Regions from separate parts of the Homo sapiens genome. Here region 1 is linked to region 2. Evidence: read pairs that join two places in POLR2A ChIA-PET (ENCODE). Cell type or tissue: MCF 10A. All regions are shown on one strand. Each heading gives the region's core, and the rest is flanking DNA. Links, peaks and the distances in the headings are about the cores only. Region 1 holds the start of LOC105372675 (a long non-coding RNA gene). Region 2 has its middle 51 kb from the start of CYP24A1.

What was found. ChIA-PET counts read pairs that join two places held together with the same protein. Peaks named below come from ENCODE experiments on the same cell type or tissue, not always from the same donor. Only the 100,000 strongest peaks of a DNase experiment are listed, where the experiment ranks them.
Region 1: POLR2A ChIA-PET joins it to region 2 with 11 read pairs; 9 of 35 experiments call an interaction of 5 or more read pairs at or near these places.

Annotation. Positions count from the first base shown.
Region 1 is chr20:54,175,544-54,178,461 of GRCh38, reverse strand. LOC105372675 (a long non-coding RNA gene) reads right to left here and starts at 168. Exons shown (of 4, transcript XR_936882.4): 1 at 1-168. In MCF 10A, for the core only: no CTCF peak of the experiment used is centred there; a DNase peak (open chromatin) is centred at 1,681.
Region 2 is chr20:54,121,932-54,124,849 of GRCh38, reverse strand. No RefSeq gene overlaps it. Among named protein-coding and RNA genes, the nearest start is that of CYP24A1, 51 kb to the left of the region's middle. RefSeq lists an enhancer at 491-1,296. In MCF 10A, for the core only: no CTCF peak of the experiment used is centred there; a DNase peak (open chromatin) is centred at 1,199.

The DNA of each region.
Region 1 (2,918 bases), core at 298-2,797, 54 kb before region 2:
AAATAATCAATAATCAATTTCCCATTATTTGCTTATTGGGTGCTGGCCAACATAAACAGCACTGTGTCATCTGCTTTAGGAGAAACAAAAACAAAGACAAAAAAACAATGCCTATAATTTCAAGAAGGTTTGTCTAATTGGGCAAAGAACTCCAAGACACATGTAATAAAGATTATGACCTTAATTATTTGACAGCCCAGTTCCTGTAGTTCTTAATGACATTAACAGTGAGCACATGTGCTAGGGACTTTCAGTGCTTTGTCATCCTCAGAAAAACCCTATGGAGTGGGAACTACTACCATGATCACCATTTTTTTTTTTTTTTTGAGATGGAGTCTCACTCTGTCGCCCAGACTAGAGTGCAGTGGCGCTATCTCGGCTCACTGCAACCTCGACCTCCCAGGTTCAAGTGATTCTCCTGCTTCAGCCTACCAAGCAGCTGGAATTACAGGCACCCACCACCATGCCCAGCTAATTTTTGTATTTTTAGTAGAGACAGGAGTTTGCCATGTTGGCCAGGTTGGTCTCGAACTCTGACCTCAGGTGATCCGCCTGCCTTGGCCTCCCAAAGTGCTGGGATTACAGGTGTGAGCCACTGCACCCGTCCTGATCGCCACTTTTGAGAAGAGGAAACTAAGGCTGAGAGAGAGACAAGTAAATTGTCCCTGGTTTTTCTAGCTGCTCAGTGGCTGAGCTGGGATTTGAATTCACCAGCATTTCATTGCTAATCTTCCTTTGGCTTTATTCAAGTATACAGTTTCTTGAGTCAGAGACATCTAAATTGCCTCCCTTCTATGGACTTTGAAAAAACCAAGGCATGCAATACAGTAATGCTACAAGGTCATATTTGCTGGGCACTTTACTGTGGTAGGAATTTTATTTGCAGTGTTCTCACAGGAGCCCCGTGAAATTGGCTATTGTTACTACTCCTGTTTCCATGAAGCTTGAACTTTACCGTGAGGTTGGAACCAACACTGTCCATTTAACAAATGCGGCAAGTAAGTCCTCCAGGTTTCCGCAACGGAAAGTGGATCTAGTACTCACGCCCCAGTTTAGGCAAAGTTTGTTGTGTTTGTTTTTTTGAGATGGAGTCTTGCTCTGTCGCCCAGGATGGAGTGCAGTGGCATGATCTCAGCTCACTGCAACCTTCACCTCCCGGGTTCAAGCAATCCTCCTGCCTTAGCCTCCCGTGTAGCTGGGATTACAGGCATCTGCCACAACATCTGGCTAATTTTTGTATTTTTTAGTAGAGATAGGGTTTCACCATGTTGGCCAGGCTGGTCTTGAACTCCTGACCTCAAGTGATCTGCCTGCCTCACCCTTCCAAATTGCTGGAATTACAGGCGTGAGCCATCATGCCAGGCCTAAGCAGTTTTAAGCACAAAACTATATTACTATTGCATATACTTGAAAGTGTTTTGTATTTTCCAGTGCAGAGAAACCAGCCCTTGAACTCCTACAGGCTCCTCCACCCCACCCTCATTATACATGTGTACACAGGTGTGTGAACTCACACACACATGTTGTCATGGGTGGTCCCTTGGTATGAGGGCTGAAGTCTAATTATCCATTCCAGGACTTGGTAAGATTTCCCAGAGCAAAACAGAGGGCCTGAGCCTGTCTCAGTAATGATGGCAGGCATTTATGAGGCATTTCAAGATCTCTCATTAGTAATTCCTGACAAGATCCCTATCCGGATGACTCATAGAGGCTAAGTAGTGAGTGAAGGATGAGGACAGATGAGGAATAGTGAATTCCTGGAAGCGGGATCAAAAATAGTCATTTTGAATTTAATCATACTTCTCAAGGACAGGTATGTATTGGGGTCAATGAAGTTTCAAAGAACTAGTCTTGCTTTCCTCTGCAATCCGGTCTAAAAATTACTGGGGATTTTCTCCACTGAACATGAGAAACCAATATCCCTGAAACAGGAATTTTCTTTTTAGCTATCATGTAACTAATGATTGCCCATATATTTAAATATCTATTTAGAGTATATAAAGCTATATAGCATGAAACTCTTAGAAAAACCTAGCAAGTCTGAAATTATTTCCTCTTCTCCTTGTGCATATCTGCCAAAAGAGAAGGAAAAGAAAGAATAATTGGGAAAATTACTCAATAGTTGAAATAACAATAGACCATTCACTGTGTCCAAGCACCTCACCAGAATCAAGGTACTCAGTAGTGAAAAACATAGACCTTCTGTTTAGAGCTATTTTTTTTTTTTTTTTTTTGACAGAGTCTTACTCTGTCGCCCAGGCTGGAGTGCAGTGGGGCGATCTCGGCTCACTGTAACCTCCGCCTCCCGAGTTCAAGCGATTCTCCTGCCTCAGCCTCCTGAGTAGCTGGGATTACAGGCATGCACCACCACACCCGGCTAATTTTTGTATTTTTGGTAGAGATGGGCTTTCACCATGTTGGCCAGGCTGGTCTCGAACTCCCAACCTCAGGTGATCCGCCCACCTCGGCCTCCCAAAGTGCTGGGATTACAGGCGTGAGCCACTACACTCAGCCAGAGCTATTCTTTTTCACCACCGTCAGCACATAAAACGTTTGCCTCACACTGCCCCACACATACTGACATGGTAGGCATTCTGATCCCCCCCACTTTCCTCTTGGTGATAATTCTCATTTAAGAAATACTTCCAATATTCTGAGACACTCTGGTTTAAGAAAAAGTGACATAACATAGCATGATGTATATGGGTGTACTATTTAGGGCCCAGCCTAGAATCAGAAAATATTGGGTCTGAATCCCACCTGAGCCAATGGTAACGTCTGTGACATTGGGCAAATTACTTAGCTCTGTAAGAGTCAAGGGTTTTTTTGTTTGTCTTTGATTTTTTTTTGTTTTTTATTTTATTTCATTTTATTGACATTGGGCTGAGATGAGAACTAAACGGAAAAAATGATGTAAA
Region 2 (2,918 bases), core at 220-2,719:
AATCTTAGGGCTATTTAATTCAGGATCAGAATTTCACAGGGCCTACAAAAATGGTTAAGACCTGGCCTGGCGGGGTGGCTCACGCCTGTAATCCTAGCACTTTGGGAGGCCGAGGTGGGCGGATCACTTGAGGTCAGGAGTTCAAAACCAGCCTGGCCAACACGATGAAACTCCATCTCTAATAAAAATAAAATAAAAAAATTAGCCAAGCGGGCACCTGTAATACTAGCTACTTGGGAGACTGAGGCAGGAGAATCGCTTCAACCCGGGAGACAGAGGCTGCAGTGAGCCGAGATCGTGCCACTGCACTCCAGCCTGGGTGACAGAGCAAGACTCCGTTTCAAAAAAAAAAAATGGTTGAGACCGGAAAACAAAATATTTCTAACATGTGAAAAGGAAATATCAATATCACATATAATAGATGTTTAATAAAGTATCTGCAAAGCAGAAAACTATGTCCATAATCAACTGCATACATATACATATGTGTATATGTATGTGTGTGTGTGTGTGTAAATATGATTTTGTGTGGGATGTGGTTGAAATCAAATCTATTAGAGTATGCAGTAGAACATTCAGATATAAGAACAACATGAGTTTGAAGAAAAGAAATTTGTGAAGAATAGTCAGGAAGTCTAAAACTTAACTGTATGTTGCATTAGGCTTCCGAAGAGCAACCCAAAGCAATTATTTTATCTTTCCTGCTCTTGGAATTTTTAAATGTTTCTTTCAATTACTTGTCTGAAGTGAGTGGCCCATTTTGCAAGGTAGCGTTCCCTTGAATTCATGCCCCGGGTATTTACTGAGTGCCTACACTGTTGAATGACAGTCACATTCCTCGTCAAGGCTTACGTCTAATCAACATCTTCAAAGCCCTGCTTGGTCTGCTCTGGCACCAGGAAGCAGAGACAAAATCAACAGTGTCTCCTTACCTGACTGGCTTTGGCAAGAGGCAACATGACTTTGCATTCCCCAGGGAGGAATGTTGCCCTCGCCCAAGAGCGAATACAGCCGGGTGAACCTGCTCACCTCTCAGCGCCCTCCCTCTGGTCTGAGTGATTCAGAGGGAGACCTGCCACGTTAGTGCTCCTGACTGGGTTTGGTGAGCCTGAGAAACAGGCAGCTTGCCCTTTGATGTGTCTAGACACAGCGATGATTCAGAGATCCCTCTCCAGAGTGCCCGTGAGGAGTGCTGGAAATGTCAGGAGGAAGAAGCCTGCCTTCATGAGGTCCCTGTTGAGCAAAGCAGGCCCCAGGCTGGACATCAATCCTCTCTAGTCACTCCCTCTCTTCCCCTGAAGGAACCAGATGATGAATCACCCACTGGAAAGGTCCACTTCTTTCCTTCCTAATAAACAAAATACAACTTTCAAACCCCATTGAAAAAGGAACCAGGCCTAGTTCCCTCTAACAATACCTGTTTACCTATTGATTTTGCCATGGCTCAGAAAATATGTATGGTGTCCTTAGGAGGACTAAAGTGGTTTTCATATGTAACTCACATCCCCAGGTTCCTTTAGGTGTTTTCTAGAGTAGAGGACCTTAGCCTGGGGAGTAAGGGAGGCAGAGAAGGCCTGAGCATCTCTGAAAGGCCGTCAAAATGTGCATGAACGTTCGTCAGGACAGGGTTTTTAGCTGGGGATTCAAAGGTTAAGAATCTGCTAGCTCTCCAGACTAACTGAGCTCAAAGTCTTGAATTTGTACACAGGGCCAGGCAATGTTCTATACATTCATTTAATCCTCCTAAGCAAGTTACGAATTGACACTGCTATTTCCACATCCCCGTCTTACCAACTCCACATTAAGCTACCAATAACAGTGGCATAACCAGGAATCCGAACCAGGCATGCTGGCTGTAGCATTCATGCACCTAACCACCGTACTGCTTAAATAAAACACAGATAAAGTGACTTACTTATCTACATTTTAGTTGTACCTAGTCTGAGTGAGAAGTTGGGAAGAAAAAGTGACTTCGACCAAGAAGAAATGCAGAATTACCTGGGCTGTTTGTTGATCAATCCACTAGGACATTTGGCAAATTTTCCCGTGCTTACTATCTTGTGTTTTGGAGATGTGTATGCATGTGTGTGTAGGTGCGTGTGTGTGTATATGTGTGTGTATAATTTGTGACCCAAATTTTAATAGGTGAAAAATCAGTTAGATTTCTATCCTCAATTATTTTATTATAATTTAGTTTCCTATTCTAAATAATTTGAAACATGGTAACTATTTTAGTAATTTTGGGGAAGACAATGTCTGTTCAAGGACTTTTTTGATTAGCATTTTAAAGTAAACATGTTTGTTCACTAAATAGGGAAACCCACAGTCTGGGGAACTGACTTTGTCTTAAATGATGGTCTTCACCAGAAACTGAAGTTCATGAGTTTATGAGTCATCTCTGGCTCATTCTTCAAGTTTGCATTAAAAGTCAGGAGAAAAGGCTTATAATCAGGCTGGGTGTTTTGCTGCTGTTTTTCTTGTTGTTTTGCATTAAAGATGCTCAAAATGAATTGAGAAATAAAATCAGCCGTGCATAAATAATGGGCTTAGCCTCCTGGTCAGTGTCATGTGCAGAGGCAGAAATGGTTCCAGTGGCTGACTTAGTTAGGGGAAGGAGTAGTATTTGGGCATTAAAGATTTACCAAATTGTATTTTTGCAATTCTATTTTTGGGGTTCTGCTGAGCAAAAAAAAAAAAAAAAAAAAAAAAAGCCCTGCAGCTCATGAACCTGGACTCTGAACATCCTCTCTTTAGTTTACTATAAAAAGAAAACTCTTTAATAAAAAACAGTGAACAGAACTGGGATGAAAGTTTAAGGTTTTCTTTAGTCAACAGCTTTCCTGTGGTTCCTGAATTTCTGGCTGAACAAGCACAAATTGGTGAATAATGGAGGCAACCAAAGTAAAATATAGGAAACC